Linked DNA regions of Mus musculus: region 1 is linked to region 2. A link is a loop called in an ENCODE intact Hi-C map of the cell type or tissue named here. Cell type or tissue: heart. All regions are shown on one strand. Each heading gives the region's core, and the rest is flanking DNA. Links, peaks and the distances in the headings are about the cores only. Region 1 overlaps Cfap221 (cilia and flagella associated protein 221). Region 2 has its middle 9.8 kb from the start of Gm46145.

Region 1 (8,333 bases), core at 99-8,098, 460 kb after region 2:
AAGAAAGGGTGAATACGATGAACATTGTAAGCGTGCGTGAAATATCATAACCATAATGAAACCATTAATTATCTTATTTATCATATGCAAAAGGCTTTAATAAAGAGTCCTGTGTTTATTGGGCTGTATCTGGGATGGGGTATGCTTGTGTCTCTTGTTAATCCCTCAAATGCAAGGAGAAAGGCCACTGACCCAAATCCTATAGCCACATTAATTAAAGCAAACTTTTATCCATGTACATGGGCTGTCTCTCCCTAAAGGTAGGGGTCAAGAAATCAGCACTGGACATGGGTCAGGTAAGGGTTTTTATGATCCTGGAGCAGGAGGTTTCGAAAGGGGGGATTTGGCAGGCAAATAGGCGGGGCTGTGGGAGCAGAATATAAACACAGCAAGCAGGTCACCAACGACCTCCTGAAGCAAACACATGGCTGTAGGCGATCACAACAATAGTTATACAACTATGGTTATAATAACCCTTTGAAACAAAGGGTTGCTGTTCCTTAGAAAAGGCAGTGAAAAAACCATTTGTAGCTAAGGTTGCAGGTGGCATGGGCCTATCCTTGAAAAACATATTTAATTATAAACAAGAATGAATCTAGTTTGTCTTTACTATAAGATGGCTTTCAAGCCTAAGATGGAGGCAGGCTGGTTTATAACTTTGTGTAAGATAACCACTGTTGGTTACTGGGGCTAGAGCCCTCTGACTACTTTCTGTATGCACCTCAAGGTTTTGTTTTTAAAATTTTTTGTATGTATGTGTATATACATGTGTGTGTGTGTGCATGTTTATATGTGTGTGGATGTGCATGTATATATGTACATGTGTGCATGCCAAGGATTAAGGCTGATGGTAGGTGTATCCCTCAGTCACTCTTTACCTATTGATTGAGGCAAGGTCTGTCACTAAATCTAGAGTTTGCCAGTCTGGTAGTCTAGTAAGCCATCTTGTTCTGAGAAGCCCTGTCTACACCTATCATGGAACGGGTTACAGGCAGGCTACCATGCCCACCAGGCTTTGGCACGGGTTCTGGGAAGCTCAGCTCTGGTCCTCACACTCGCATGGCAAGTGCTGTCTACTTGCTGAGCAGTTTCCAAAGCTCCAAAGGAAGCTGGCCAAGCCAACATACAACATGAGACCCTTTAAAGGCAAGCACTTTCTGAGAGAGAGAATGTCGCTGTCCTGGCTGAGCAGCTCGTGGTTGGGCATACTTCGGCGCCACCCTGGCCTGTTTCTTACTCTGTGTGTTTGTGTGTGCATGTTCATGGAGACCAGAGTCAGAGGTCAACCTCAGACATAGTTCTCCACACACGCACACACACACACACACACCCCTCCCCCCATCTCATAAATGGCAGTGTTGGTGACATTTTTCCAAACAGAAGGACTGCAGCACAGTAAACAGGATTGTTGTCAGATAAACAAACCTAAAGATGACTTTCTGTTTAAAAGAGAAGTACATTTCCCAAGCTGGTTCCTGTTTTCCAGGAACTGCTACTAGGAGCCAGAGATGAACACTCAGACATAGTTTACAGCCAATTGAAAGTCTTTCTTCCAGCTGGCTGGGATTATACTCAGGTATTTGAGACCCAAGTATAGGGTTGAGTGTTTAGAGTAAGTTTTTTTTTGTTTTTTTTTTTTTTAAGGCAACCCCCCATCCCCTACATCCTGGTATCTCAATTGACAGCTGCTGGAAGGAGTTTTACAGAAGCAAGTCATTCAACAGAAGCGAAGATAAACAACTGGTCAGGGAGGGTCACACACCAGGCAATTTAACAGACGCTAAGATACATTTTCTGGGACATCTTGACCTCAGGTTCCTAGAATAAAGTTGGGAGATTTTTCATGGTTTTTTTTCCTACCAAGGAGATCAAATTCTAGTTAAACCTAAAATAGCCTTAGCAAGGATAAAAGATGGAGGAGCCTCTGTACTGTCTTGCCCTGTCACAGAACCTCTCCTGACCTTCCCTCAAAGGTCTACTACCTTAGGTGAGGACACCTAGTTCCTAACCTGTATCAGCTCAGATCCCCAACCTGCTGACTGTTGTTGGGAAACACTGCTATTTAAGGTCTCAGGCTACCATATCTAGATAGCTGCTCTGAACTCGAAACAAAATGGAGGAGTCCCTTTTCCAGTAGGACTCCCTCTTCTCTGCTTGACTTTATCTAGAGTGCCTGAACCCACACCTGAGGAAGGTCATGTAGCCCTTGACAAACCTACAGGTTCAACTTTCTCCCCCCCACCCCCCACAAGGATCTGCCCAGCAAGTACCTGAGATTCTGGACCAACTCTCCATGCAAATGAGACATTTCCAGTATGTTCAGTTCCAGCCAATGACTTGCATTCACCCTGAAAACTCCTCCTCACTCTTCAAGGTTCATATATAGCCCTCATCAACCCTGAATAAAGTACATGCCCACAAGCTGTTTCACAGAAGTTCAGCTGAGAAAGCTGTTTCATTGAGTACTGTCTAAAAGAACTGTAACTCTGAAACCCTCAGAGAATCCCCTCCCCGCTCCCCACCCTCACGTCACCATCCCCACACCCTGGAACTCCCAACCTGCAGGTCCCTGCACACCGCATCCGTTCCAGGCTCTGCTTCATCATTCCTGCTGGTACCTGGACTCGGGATGCTGACCCACAGGCTCTCTCAGATCTTCCTGCTCTTTGTGTATTTCTCTCTGCTCCCCCACCCCACCAAAGGTGGCCTTGACTGTTGGATCCCCAGTAAACCTTTCTGTTTTCTACCCACGGAGTGTTCTCGTTTGTTAGTTTCTCTGTTCACTCAGGTGCTGTCTGCTTTGTTTGTTGCTTGCTTTTGTTGTTTTGTTTTTGAGACAGGGTCTCACTGTAGCTTTTGTTTGCCTGAAACTTGTTATGGAGACCAGGCTGGCTTTGAGTCACAGACATTTGCCTGCCTCTGCTTCTTGACTGCCAAGATTAAAGGTGCGCACTTCCATGCCTTCAGAACTATGAGTTAGACAGACCCTCTGCTAGGTAGACTCCCAAGCTCTCAGAAGACTTTTCCCTCTCTCTCTGAGATCAGGGATCCCAGAATCAACAATGAGAATGGGTGGGGGCTGGGGAGTATAGGGTGAACAGGAGGCTGCAGCAGTGGGGATCCCAGACTATGAGGACAGGTGAGGGAGGTGTGGGTGGGGGACAGGAGGCTTGCAGGTGGAATTAATTTGAGCTTTCCGGTCTGGAATTTAGCATTTCTTTTCTGGGGTCCTGGTGCTGAGGACTGAGAAGCCTGTTATAGATTCAGACAGGTTCTCTAGAGGGTACAGTTTACTGTAGCCTGATCAGCCCCTAGTTTAAATCTAATAGATAATGTTAGTAAGCATAAAGAAAAAAAACATTAGTAAGTGTAAGAAAAAGCAAGCTGCCAGATCTTCAGAAGCAAGTGATGCACCTGAGACTCCCAGTCCCTCAGTCAAGATGCCCTTGTCACATCCACGCTCCTCAAGGAACTTAGTGACTGAACCCAGGGAACCTCTGAACATCACACGGCCAACGGCTGCAACGAAGGAGCTTTATCCATGGCATTGACTGCAGAATAAAACGCAGGTGACATTTCCCTGCCTCTTTTCATTTATAGGAGATCTGAAGAGGGGGTAGGGAAAGCTCTTCTGATGATCTGGATTTGGTTGGTGTAGAAATTGAGGTGGCAAGAGATGTATTTCTTGTAGCACCCACCAGAGGGCACAAGACCGCCAACATGGTCTATGTAACCATTCCACTATGGATGTCCTCTGTGGTGCCAGAGGCTAAATAGACATAATAAATGTAGGATCCCATCCATGCAGTGCTGGGATGGAACTTGGGCTTCACACAGGCTCCACAGCACCCCACCAACTGAGCTACATCCTCGACACAGCGGAAGCCAACTTACTCTGCCAAACAGATTCAGGAGAACAGACCACTCACTCCATGGGATGGGAGCTGAGGGGCCGCCCTGCAGGTGCCTGTCACCTGAAGGAATCCTGATCAGTGCTGGACTCCTGTGGTCTCCGGACAGTCAATGGCTGTCCTTTCCAGAGGAGTGAGTCGTACATGTCCTGGAATTAATGTCATGTCCTGGAATTAATATTAATGTCAGCGCACACGTGTGTGTGTGTGTATGTGTGTGTGTGTGTGTGTGTTTGTGTAAGACACAGAGAGATTTTTGACAATTTATAAATACATATTGTTGATGGCTAGTCTTGTTTGTTAACTTGGTGGGATTTAGAATCATCTTGGAAACAAACCTCTGGGCATGTCTCTTATACCAGGTTCTTTACAGAGGGATTATTTAGGTTAAGTTAACTGAGATGAGAAAACCATCCTACAGTGGACATCACCATTCTTGGGCTGCAGTCCCAGCCTGAGTAAAAAGGAGGATGCGAGCTGAGCATTGGGGTAACATTTTGTTGCACTGTGTGAAGGTTGTCTCTATATTATCCAAGTCTTGATTCTGTACAGGTAAAGAGATGACCAGTGGCTGGACTTATATATTGTCATTCTTATGGCTCATCACCTGGCTCCATATTTTGTAAACATACATCTTCCTCACTTTTGATTGGTTTAATACATATCTGACAGACAAGGTGGGACTTCCGGAGAGAGATATGGACTATGGGAAGAATCAGGGGCCCAAAGATTCACCAGCATGACATAGAGGAGGTCAGACATGCTGAGAGAGAGAGAGAGAGAGAGAGAGAGAGAGAGAGAGAGAGAGAAAACGGGACACGAGGCAGAGGTGGACTAGGATAGTTGGGTTAATTGACTTGTATGCTAGCTGGGAAGCAGACCTGCTATAGTGCCTAAGCTTTTATAAAGCCTCTGTGTCTTTATTCTGCAGCTGGTGGTGAGAGGACAAAATAAACCCCATTAGTCTCCATTTAAAGACCAGGCCAGATTTCAAAAAGAAGGCCATAAAGCAGCAGCTTCAGGAACAGGCCATAAGGTCCAGGAACTAGGCCACAAGACACCATCCAGTTCCAAGAACAGACTAGAAAACCCAGAAACAAGGTCATACAACCCTCTCCCAAAGGACAATCTGGGGGATAACCACACAGATGGGGAAATAGCTTATCTCAGAATGGGACATCTGTGTTGGGCAACCAGATCTCATTCTATGGTTAAGCAGTCATGACATAGGAATGCAGACCTCTGACTACCTGTGACTCCCTAGCACCCACCAATGAAATTTTAGATTACCTAATCCTTCTAGAGAGTTCACCAGGTTCCCTATAAGAAGGCTTGAGAGCCTTTGTCTGGGGTCAGTGTAGGCATACATTTCTTGCAACCTACTTTTAATAAGGGTTTAACCTCTCCTCTAGCCCATCTCCCAGTAGTGGTAGTAGAGAAGTTATTAGGATATCGGGGAAGTGGACCTGTTCAGCAATAGTTCTTTGGGGGAGATTACAGTGTTCTTCCTTAGCAGCTCAGTCCCGTAGCAAACAACAAATACAACTTAGCAGCTGCAGACCAGTCCTTTCAGCAGGCAGACACCAGGCATGAACCAGCAGCTGTAGTTCATGCTAAAGAAGCCCTTGCCAATCTCACCAACAGGCCCCAAGCAAGGCTGTGGAAGTAGCAGGCTGCTGCAGGAAACTCATGAGCAGTTCTTGGTGAGTTTCTCTCAATGACAGTGTTACCACAAATTGACCTCAACAATGCTATGTAAGGGGAACCAATACATGCCTGTCATTAGTGAAGACTAGCGAGGCAGAGCAAACCAAACCAAAGCTCAGTGCCTGCCTCCCACTGTCTGTGGGTCATATTTATATTCCTTCATCTTGTGTCCTTTCATGTATCTGCTCCAACAAAATATCCTTTCACCAGTGTCTGATTCAGGAAAACAGTCTTTTACGTGTCTGCTTTATCAAGACTTTTTTATTTTTTCACCTGTGTGCCCCAGCAAAACACCATTTGATATCACTAGCTTTCCAAAGAAACTAGAAGTTTCTACTTCAGGTCGCCAGTTTGAAAAATGGTTGACCCCTGCATCCTGATTGTTTCTGCAGAATAAATGGTCTTTAGTTTGTACATTATCTGAGTCTGGGGTCTTCCTTCAGCGATTTTTGAGCCCTTTCAGCAGGTCCAAGAAAGACTGGCAACAGCTGAAGCACCAGCGTTCACCTCTCTGCTTCCTGATTGTGGATGCCAAGTGAGCAGCTGCCTCATGCTCCTGCCACCATGCCTTCCTCACTTGATGGCATATCTTTCCTGCCATGACAGACTTTAGTCACTGGAACCATGAGCCAAAGTGAAACCTTCTTTCCTAAGTCACTTTGTCGGGTATTTTGTTGCAGCAACAAGACATGTAATTGCATAATACATACACACATACATATACACACATACACATACATACATACATACATACATACATACATACATGAACAGAGAAGGGAACAGAATACATCTATCTCAGTTAGGTTTTTACTGCTGTGAACAGACACCATGACCACAGCAACTCTTATAAGAACAACATTAATTGGGGCTGGCTTACAAGTTCAGAGGTTCAGTCCATTGTCATCAAGGCAGGAGTATGGCAGCATCCAGGCAGGCATGGTGCAGGAGGAGCTGAGAGTTCTGCATCTTCATCTGAAGGCTGCTAGGAGAAGACTGGCTCCCACATGGTAAGGAGGAAGGTCTTAAAGTCAAACCTACAGTGACACACTTCCTCCAACAAGGTCACATCTCCAAATAGTGCCACTCCCTGGGCCAAGAATATTCAAACTACCACATCGTCCTATCACAATTGGATAATTATGTGTATGACAGAACCCAAACACCATCAACCATCCTCACCTGCACATATGAGTGGAATCTCATTGACAAACACAACAAAGATCTGGCTACCAGAATTCCTGGCATCTTTGCCATGACATCCCCACCCCTGTTCCTCCCCCATGTGCTTCTGGGAGTTCCCTAAGTTCCAAATGCTGTACAGATGTTTCCAAGTACACCTGTGAGTTCTAGTTGTCTAACGATGGCTATCCCAGGGTCAGTGCTAGCCAAGCTCTGCTCTGAGCACAGCTACCCCGGCAGCCAGTGTTCTCACTCATGTGGCTTTTTCAGAGAATTCTGGGCAGAGGTGGGAGGTCACATCCCTCCCAGATCCATCTGACACCACAACACCCAGAAACTGCAACAGGAATGCCTGGGTCTTAGCCTCTTAGTGGTGTGTGTGTGTGTGTGCACATGAGTGCATGTGCATATGTGTATGGAAGCCAGAGGCTAACCTCAGGCATAATTCCTTGTGACCCTGGCCACACTGTTTTTTGAGACTAGGTCCCTCACTACAGGCTAGTGAGTTCACCAAGTAGGCTAGACTGGCTGGCCATTGATCCCCTCTTCTTGTTTCTTGCCTACCAGCATTGGGATTAGAAGTTTGTACCATTAAACCAGTGTTCTGTGTGGATTCTTGGGATCAAATTCAGGTCTTCATGCTTGTAAGGGAAGCACTTGACTGACTGAGCCTTTCCCCCAGCCCCAGGCCATTGGCCCTTGCCACATTGACTCTTGGCTTGTTTGAGAAGGCTTCATTCCAGCACAAAGGCTTGCACTAAGAATCTCTCAGCATGGTCATCATAACAGCATATTTTTATTTTCAGAAAGAAAAAATATAGTTTAGAGCAAGGCATCTGCATTTCAATTCTTGTCTCTAGAAACTTTAATTCCAAAAGTGGTTTGAATGTAAATGAACTCAGAGGACCTCAGTGACCTTTGAAGGCAAGGAGAGCAACGGGCACACCAGTGGGTTTTAGTCTAGAATCAGGTACGTGTTGAGAGCTTTGCTTCGCAGATTCTTCATCTCCTCCTGCACCCTTTCTCCCACCTTTTCTGGTAACTGGGTGGAGTCTTTGAAATCCCTGGATATTGGAAACGCAATAAAGATATACCAAGATATTAAAACATGAAAGTCAAGCCAGCTAAATAGGTCTGTAGGCAAACGCTACCCTAAGCCTGACAGACTGAGTTCCATCCCTGGTACCCACATGGCCCATGAAGGCCCATACATATATACACATGCATGCATACAAAATCAATCAATAAATATACTTTAAAAGAATTTAGAAGCTGGAGAGATAACTTAGTGGGTAAAGGCAGTTGCTGCTCCGACTTGAGATGGGGTTTTGATTCCTCGGACCCAAATCATAGAAGAAGAGAACCAACACACACAAACACACACACACACACACACACACACACACACACACACACACATGCCAAGTAAATAAACTTTTTTTTTTTTTTCGAGACAGGGTTTCTCTGTATAGCCCTGGCTGTCCTGGAACTCACTTTGTAGACCAGGCTGGCCTCGAACTCGGAAATCCACCT
Region 2 (8,333 bases), core at 155-8,154:
CTTATGGGGAGTTTTTGTTCGTTTGTTTGTTTGTTTGCTTTTGATAAAGGTTTTTATGTCATCCAGGCAGGCCTTGAACTCACTAAGTAGCTGAGGCTCATCTTGAACTTCTCTGATGAGCTCAGAGCTGGGAATACAGACACACACAGGAGACACTAGATAGTGCATCTGGGCCTCCCACATGCAGAACTAGTATTCTGCACCACAGCCCTAGAGTTCAGTTGAAATTGTAGTACTAGGACAAAAATATTATCCACATGGGAAAGTCGGCAAAGATTCCACACCAAGTATAGAGTCGGGGGTTCACAGACTCAAATTTAGTTAAAGAACCATTGCTGCTATTCAGCCAGGCTTAAGACTTAGTGTGTTGGAATCTCTCCCTACAAAATAGGTCTCCTTCCTTCCTTCCTCCCTTCCTTCCTTCCTTCCTTCCTTCCTCCCTCCCTCCTTTCCTCCCTCCCTCCTTTCCTCCCTCCTTCCCTCCCTCCCTGCCTTCCTGCCTTCCTGCCTTCCTGCCTTCCTGCCTTCCTGCCTTCCTGCCTTCTTCCCTCCCTCCCTCCCCCCCTCTCTCTCTCTTCTCCCTCCTTCCCTTCCTTCTCTCTGATCCTCATTCCCTGTATTCTAGGCTGGCCTCACATTGACTTCCTGCCTCTACCTCATCATCTGTGCTTGGATTGCAGGCATGAATTACCATGCCAGTTTATGCCGAGCGGGGATGCTGGGAATGGAGCCCATGTGAGGGGAATACCCTACTAACAGGGCTTTGTTCCAGCCTATGTAGAACAGGCTTCTGAAAAGCCACTCAGAAATAGAAGCTTACAAAACAAGTACAATTGAAGTCCCAGAGAAGACATGATGCTTAAATTGGGGGGGGGGGGGATATGGATGGCTGACAACCAGGGTTCAATTCCCATGGCCAACATGGCAGAAGGAGAGAGCCAACTCCCATTAGTTGTCTTCTGACCTCCACATGTGGGCCAACACAGGCAGATGCCCACCCACACAAGAAATAATTAAAATGTGAAAAAATAAAAACAGTTGAAGTGTGTTGGGCAGTGGCGGCACATGACTTTAGTCCCAACTCTTGGGAGGCAGAAGTAGGTGGATCTCTGAGTTTGAGGCCAGACAAGGCTACAAAGAGAAACCTTGACTCGGCGGGGGGTGGGGGTGGGGGGTGGCGGGGGTGGGGGGCTGTGTCCTGTTTGATAAGCACCATGTAAGAGTTCGTGTATACCACAAGCGTCCTCTCTAGACAGAGGTTTCAGATGACCCATCATCATCACTTTCTCCACCTGTCCTCTGCTTACTGTGTTGAGCAGTGATGGAGTTAGTTAGGGGTGTAGCCTAGTCAGTAGAGTGCTTGCCTAGCATGCATGGAGCCTATGTTCCTTCCTCAGCACCACATAAAGCAGGCTTGGTGGTCAGCACCTGCAATCCTAGCACTCGGGAGGTAGAGCTGGAAAGAGCAGAAGAGTCCGAGGTCGTCCTCAGCTACACATGGGTTAACCTGGGCTACATGAGACCTTGTCTCAAAATAGAAGAGTGAAGTGATTTCCTTTGCTAAATAGAAAACTTACCAGAGTCTCGTTCTCTTTGCATTAGCAAAGACTTAAGTTCCTCGTTGCCTTCATGGTAACACTCGCTCCTGTGGCCATCTTCGGGTATATAAGACCAGGGTATATGAGACCAGGGTTCTGAAAGCATCCCGAAGGCCCTCACCCTAGCATAGAAAACTTGTGTTCCACTTACTCACTTGCTTGGTGCAGCCTGGCCCCACTGTCTGCTGCAGGCACCTCCCAAGTTAGAATCCCAGTTCCACCAAACACAGAGCTTTAGGAAGCTGCTCTGAGTCTTCTGCAGTCGAAGGCTACGGGTGGAGCCAGCCCTCTGGATTCTACACCTCTCACATCCAGCCAGTCAGCAGGCTGCAGCCGGAGGTAACTGGTGACTTCCAGGTTTAGGTGATGGGCAACTTTTATATGAAGATAAGCCTCCCTCTGCATCTCCTGTGGGGCCTCTGCTGCGCCCACTCCCCAAACCCTGACTGCACAGCCCTCTGTGGGTGTCCTCTCGGGATGAGACAAGTACCCAGATAGTTTAGGATAGCACTTGAGAAGAAATGTCACCTTCGGGCTCAGGAGATGGCTCTGTGGGTAAAAGCACATTCCCAGCACAGACCTGAAATCCTCCGTGGGGCTGTGTAGGAGAGCAGGAGCCTGCAATCCCAGGGCTGTGAGGGCAGAGGCAGGAGAATGACTGGGACTTGCTGACTGCCATCCTAGCTCCAGATTCAATGAGAAAGAAACCTTCCCAGACTGAGGTGGAGAGTGACAGGGCAGGAAACCCACTGTCTCACTCTAATGTGTGCATTCATACACACACATGCACACTTATGCACTCATACGCGCGTGTGCGCACACACACACAAACACACACAAATACTTCTTTAAATAAAAGGAAAGAAATGTCAACTTTTAAAGCTGTCTGCCACAGCAAACTCCACTCTGGAAGATAAAGATCTTCCAGCCCATAAAACAAAAACAGGACAGCCAGGACATGGTGTGTGTGGCATTCTTCTATGTGCACGCATGTGTGCGCATGTTCATGCATGTCCCGGAGCACTGTGCACATGTATGTGGGAGCCACAGGTCAACCTTAGATGTTGTTCCTTAAGAACCACCCACCTTATTTTCTGAGACAGGCTCTGTGATTGGCCCAGAGCTTGACACATAAGCTGGGCTGGCATGTAGGTTCTGGGGCTCAAACTACTCCACATACGTGCATGGCAGCTACTTTACCAACTAAGCCATCCTCCTGGCCCAAATGTGTCTTTTTTGTATGAAAAATGCTGTGGCGTCAGTGTCCCCTTTAAAGGCACAGAGGACGGCACTGTGAGAGTAGAGACAGGAACCACAGACACATGGGGCAGCTGGAGGGAGGTTAGAGCGGCTGGTGAAGAGGGAGGTAGGGGAGGAGCAAAGAGAGAATCTGGAAGGAGAGGGCCGCAGAGCAGGGACTCCCAAAAACACTTCCAAGAGGAATAGTGCTCAGGGTGACCACGAGGAGTCCAGGTTGTTAGCATGGTGTGGCATCCCAGATGAGACTAGGAACTGGACGGTGTCTTCCCAGAAGGGTGTCTGCTTAGAGGGTGACTCTCAGACCAGCTCTTTCTGCAAGTGTCCGGCTCAGGGAGCTCACAGTGAGCAGAGCCAGAAATATGTGGAGCATCAGAATGTTGAGTGGCTGAGGCACACACGTTAAAAGCACAGCTGAGGTCAGACAGGCAGAGGACCTGAAAGAGAACTCTAGGAGCCCCACGAAGAAGAGAACTGCAGAAATGGTTGGGAAGTAAGGTGGGAAACTTGGCTTTAATTAAATAATTAATATTTGTATATGTGTGTGTGTGTGTGTATGTGTGGAGGTTAAAAGTTAACCTCTAGCTCTTCCTAAGATGAGATCTGAGTGGGGGGACAGCGGTGATGCTCAGATCTCCAGATCTACGAGGACTGGGTGCCTGCAGTATGTGCAGCTGGGAAACAGAGTGTGGACAGAAGGTTATAAGGGGGGATATCAGGGTGTGGGAGTGCACACTGCCACCCCAGCACCTGGGAGGTAGAGGCAGGAGGTCAAGGTCACTCTCAGATATTTAGCAAGACAGCAACGAGATCATATATATATATATATATATATATAGAGAGAGAGAGAGAGAGAGAGAGAGCATGAATGAAAGAAAAAAGAAAAGAAAACAGGGCTGTTGAGATGACTCAGGTCAGGTAGACACTTGCAGCTAACTAAGCCTGACACCCTGTTCTCTCTTGTATCTACAATAAAACCTTCCTCTTCAAATGGTCCTGCCATCAGTTTATACCTCTTATAGGGTCAGTTGAAAAGCCCCATCCCAGAAGAATGGCTTAGAGGGTGGAGGGATGGCTCAGCAGCTAAGAGAACTGGCTGTTCTTTCTGAAGACCCAGGCTATTCTCAGCACCAGCGTGTGTCTGTCCCTTCACTTTTAATTCCCTCTCCATAGGATCTAAAGACCCCTGCTGGCCTCTTCTGGCATTACAGTCACATGGTGCACAGGCATACATACTGGCAAAACACCACTCATAGAAGATAGAAAAATCAGAAGGTGATTCTGAGGGGAAAGGTCCTTGCCACCAAGCCAGACAACCTGAGCTGGATCCCTGGAGCCCATATGGGGAAGGAAAGAGCCAGCTCTGGCTAGCTGTCTGTCGTCTGGCACTCCAAAGACATGCCATAGCATATGCCTCTCCCCACTATTAATACATACATACATACATACATACATACATACATACATACATACATACATACAGCTTTTAAAACTTAAAAATAAAATAGGGTGGAAGAAGATACCAATATGCATCTCCAACCTTCACTTGCAGGAAGTATTGAGATAGCGCCTAGACACACCCACACAGGGTGGGCAGGGGCTGGAGGCAGAAAGTTGCTGGTGGAGGTGGGATCACATTACAAAGAGCACTGCCAGGGTTTCAGGAATATGGATCCCTCTTTCTGTGTCTAAGGAAGTGCTGGAATTTACCCATAGAAGACAAAAAGGGGGAAGGGAGTCTTATTTTCTTTACCTGTGTTAATCTGAGTGTCTCTGGAAGGTGAAAACGATTTAAGCACACATCAAAATAATGTAAAATAAAAATCTGGTCTGTGTGTGTGTTGCATGTATATAGGTGTGCTGGGTTTGTGCCATGTACACACACACACACACACACACAGAGAGAGAGAGAGAGAGAGAGAGAGAGAGAGAGAGACCAGAGGATGCTGCTGGATATCACCAACTACTGTCCTATGGCTTATTCTCAGGGTCTCTGACTGAGCGGAAGGTCACTATTACGGCTGGCCCACAAGTTCTTGGATCCTCCTATCCCCATCCCCACCCCCACCCCTGCTTCCTCCCAGTGTTGCAGTTAGAGACAGTCATAGCTATGCTCTGCCTGTTACCTGTTCAGGATTTGAACAGCAGGTCCTTTTACCTACTCTGTCACCTGCCTAGCCCTCAATTTGTTTTCTCTAATAGAAGAACTGATCTGCACAGTGCAGGATGCTAATTAAGATTGGAGGGATTGCTGGTGTGACTAATCAGTTGTCAACCTGATGGACTTTAGAATCATCATGGACGCAAACTTCTGGGCATGTCTATAAGGGATTGTCTAGACTAGGCTAACAGAGTAGAGAACACCCCCAAAGTATCCATCTCTCTGCTGCCTGACTGTGGGTGCCCTGGGAGCAGCTGCCTCGGGTTCCTGCTGCTGTGCCTTCCCCACCAGAATGGGCTGTGAGCCCCAGCAAACCCTTCCTCCTTATATTTCTCTTGTTAGGGATTTGATCACAGGACAGAGGTAATACATGGCAGTCCTGGCCACCACCCTGGGACATGAAGACCCTGCACTGTGAATCCCTACAGCAGGAATCCAACCCCCAACGTCTCCCACACTCGACTGTCACCCTCTCCTGTTTGCATTTATGTAGAAGTGAAGATGCAACATGGACCAAGATGTCATCCTGTCTCCAAATCCTCACCCAAACCAAGGTTTTATCTGTGAGAGGCAGTAGCAGTCTGTCATTACATTTCTACAGTAGGTTTAAACTTACAATGTTATTTGTTTTATATATTTGCTTATATCTGAGTAAGTCAGATGTTTAGGAGAGCATTTCTACTTGTAACTACTGAAAATACACAAGAATTACTTAACAAGATGGGAGTGTGATAGAATGCTTGCCTACAGTGTAGGAAGCCCTGGTTTCCACGCCCAGCACTGCACAAACTCAGTATAATGGTGCACATCTGTACTTGTAGCACTTGGGGGATGGGGGAGATGGAGGCAGGAGAATCAGGAATTCAAAGTCATCTTTAGCTACTTACAGAATTGGAAGCCGGTCAGCCATGGTGTTGCATGCCTCTGCTCCCAGTACGCAGCAGATAGAGGCAGGAGAGTCTCGGAATCAGAGCAAAGCCTGGGCCTCATGAACCCATCTCAGAACAGAAACGAAATAGCTACAAAAGTCCGGAGGAAGGAGAGGTCCCAAGCATGCACTGCAGATGGGTAATCAACTCACCGCCTTGCAGCAGACAGAGAAAGGGGACGAATGAAACCAGCCCCAGGGAACCCAAGGCATCCTCACTTGACTGCAAATCAAGCCCCAGCTCAGCTCCTACAGGCAAAGGGTTGCCATGGCGCCTCTGGTTAAAATGAGCATGCCCAGGGGCCAGGCACTGGTCCCTCCACTTGGGTCTGCCAAGAGGAAACAGTTGCTGGGGGAAAAAAAAAGAAACCAGGACAAAATACAAGACTGAGTGTCATTGTCTCCAACGAAACATTAAAAAGAAGACTTGAGCCAGGTGGTGGTGGTGGTGGTGGTGGTGGTGGTGGTGGTGGTGGTGGTGGTGGCGGCGGCGGCGGTGGCACGTGCCTTTACCCCCAGCACTTGAGAGCACTCTGTGAATTTGAGGCCAGCCTGATCTACAGAGTGAGTTCTAGGGCAGACAATGAGATTGTATTGTATTGTATTTTAAAAGAAACAATACAATACAATACAATACAATACAATACAATACAATACAATACAATCAAGGGGGCTGGTGAGATGGCTCAGTGGGTAAGAGCACCCGACTGCTCTTCCGAAGGTCCGAAGTTCAAATCCCAGCAACCACATGTCACACTGCTTGCCTCTTGCTCTTTCCTCTCTTACTCTTGCTGTCTTGCTCTCTTGCTTCTCTCTTGCCCTCTTGGTCTCTTCCCTTCCCCCTTCCCTTCCCTTCTGTATTCCCTTCCCCCTCTCTCCACATGCTCATGGCTGACCTCTACTTCTCTTCTCTTCTCTTCTCTTCTCTTCTCTTCTCTTCTCTTCTCTTCTCTTCTCTTCTCTTCTCTTCTCTTCTCTTCTCTCTCTCTCTCTGTCTCTCTCTGTGTGTCTGTCTGTCTGTCTTTCTCTGCCTCTACTACCCTCTTAATGCCCTTCCTCATGCCCTGAATAAACTCTCTTCTATACTATACCGTTGTGCGGCTGGTCCCTCAGGGGAAAAGGATGTCTTGGCATGGGCCCACTGAGACATCCCATCCCCCATAACTCATCACACATCCATAGAACATATTCTCTTTATTTGTATCTTTTTATAAACACATCACCAAGCCCTTCTAACCCTCAGGGGTGGTGTGAAGAGAACATAGACTCCAAGAGCTGGAAGGTATGGAAGGGGCTTCCAAATGCCATCCTCTGGCGTAGAGACAGCAGTTGTGATCTGGATGTCCAGGCAGCTGTTTCTGCTGCCTGTGCTGGGTCTGCACAGGAGCAGGCCTGTCCACAGTCAGGCTGAGGGTCAGGGTAGTGGCACATGCCTTTAATCCCACAACCTGAGAGGTGGAGGCAAATGGATCTCTAAACATAGTAAGTTCCCAGCTAGCCTGGGCTACACAGTGAGACCCTGCTTCAAAAAAAAATTGTCAGGCAGAGGTAGGCAGAAGACAGGTTGGGGGTGGGTAGACCCATCTTCACAGCCAACTATTTGTTACGACTAGATGCAGGAGAGGGGAGTCTTTGTCTTTGCCTTCAGTCGTGAGTCCACTGGTGACTCCACCAGTGCCGATGCATAGCTCCAACCCAGTGCTCATATAGATAGCCACAGGGGTCACAACAAAGCCAAAGTCATGGAGCAGAGCAGAGGGCAGGTAGAGAGAACTGGGGGTGCAGGGGCTGGGGGTGGGAAGCAGGGATGAAAAGGGTGAGAGTTGAGGGGAGTCAGCAGAATGCGTGGGGGTGGGGGAGTAAACGGAATTCATTGCAGACATGCATCAAGAACAAGGTCAGTGTAACAGCGAAGAGGCCTGAAGGGGGAGGAGCGTGCGAGGAGGGCAACTAGGTAACACGTGACTAGTGCTTTGCTGGGATCCTGAGGAAAGGTGGGGGTGAGGCAGCAGGGACCACCACGCAGAGCTTATACCCTTAGGGGTCCTCAGCAACCATGGCTGGGTTTCTACTCATTCACCCCAATATCCTGACAGCTCTGCATGGGTTCTCCGAGCTCCTAACAAACTCTCTTCCTTCCTCAGAGTATGGCTGCCAACCAGAGACCACAAGGTACTTGAGTAAAAATCATAGCTTAAAAAAGAACCGAGAATCAAAAAACACTCCCTTCAAAAGTAACTAAGATCATCTCTGGAAATACAGCTTTCAAAAGCTTTACCACGGGGCAGGAGGCGGTTGATCGGGTTGTGTGCTTTACCACAGGGCAGGAGGCGGTTGATCGGGTAGTGTGCTTGCCTCAAAAGTGCAGGGCCCGAGTTGAATCCAAGAA

Evidence for each region. Peaks named below come from ENCODE experiments on the same cell type or tissue, not always from the same donor. Only the 100,000 strongest peaks of a DNase experiment are listed, where the experiment ranks them.
Region 1: it touches region 2 in a loop (2.8-fold over the local background); 9 of 42 quality-filtered maps call a loop at or near these places.

Annotation. Positions count from the first base shown.
Region 1 is chr1:119,915,764-119,924,096 of GRCm38, forward strand. Cfap221 (cilia and flagella associated protein 221) reads right to left here. Exons shown (of 24, transcript NM_001115074.2): 24 at 7,577-7,864. The coding sequence ends at 7,756. Gm28209 (a long non-coding RNA gene) reads left to right here. Exons shown (of 3, transcript XR_003948701.1): 3 at 1,645-2,750. Among named protein-coding and RNA genes, the nearest start is that of Tmem177, 6.7 kb to the left of the region's middle. In heart, for the core only: a CTCF peak has its summit at 3,694 (motif pointing right); no DNase peak of the experiment used is centred there.
Region 2 is chr1:119,459,544-119,467,876 of GRCm38, forward strand. No RefSeq gene overlaps it. Among named protein-coding and RNA genes, the nearest start is that of Gm46145, 9.8 kb to the left of the region's middle. In heart, for the core only: a CTCF peak has its summit at 4,057 (motif pointing left); no DNase peak of the experiment used is centred there.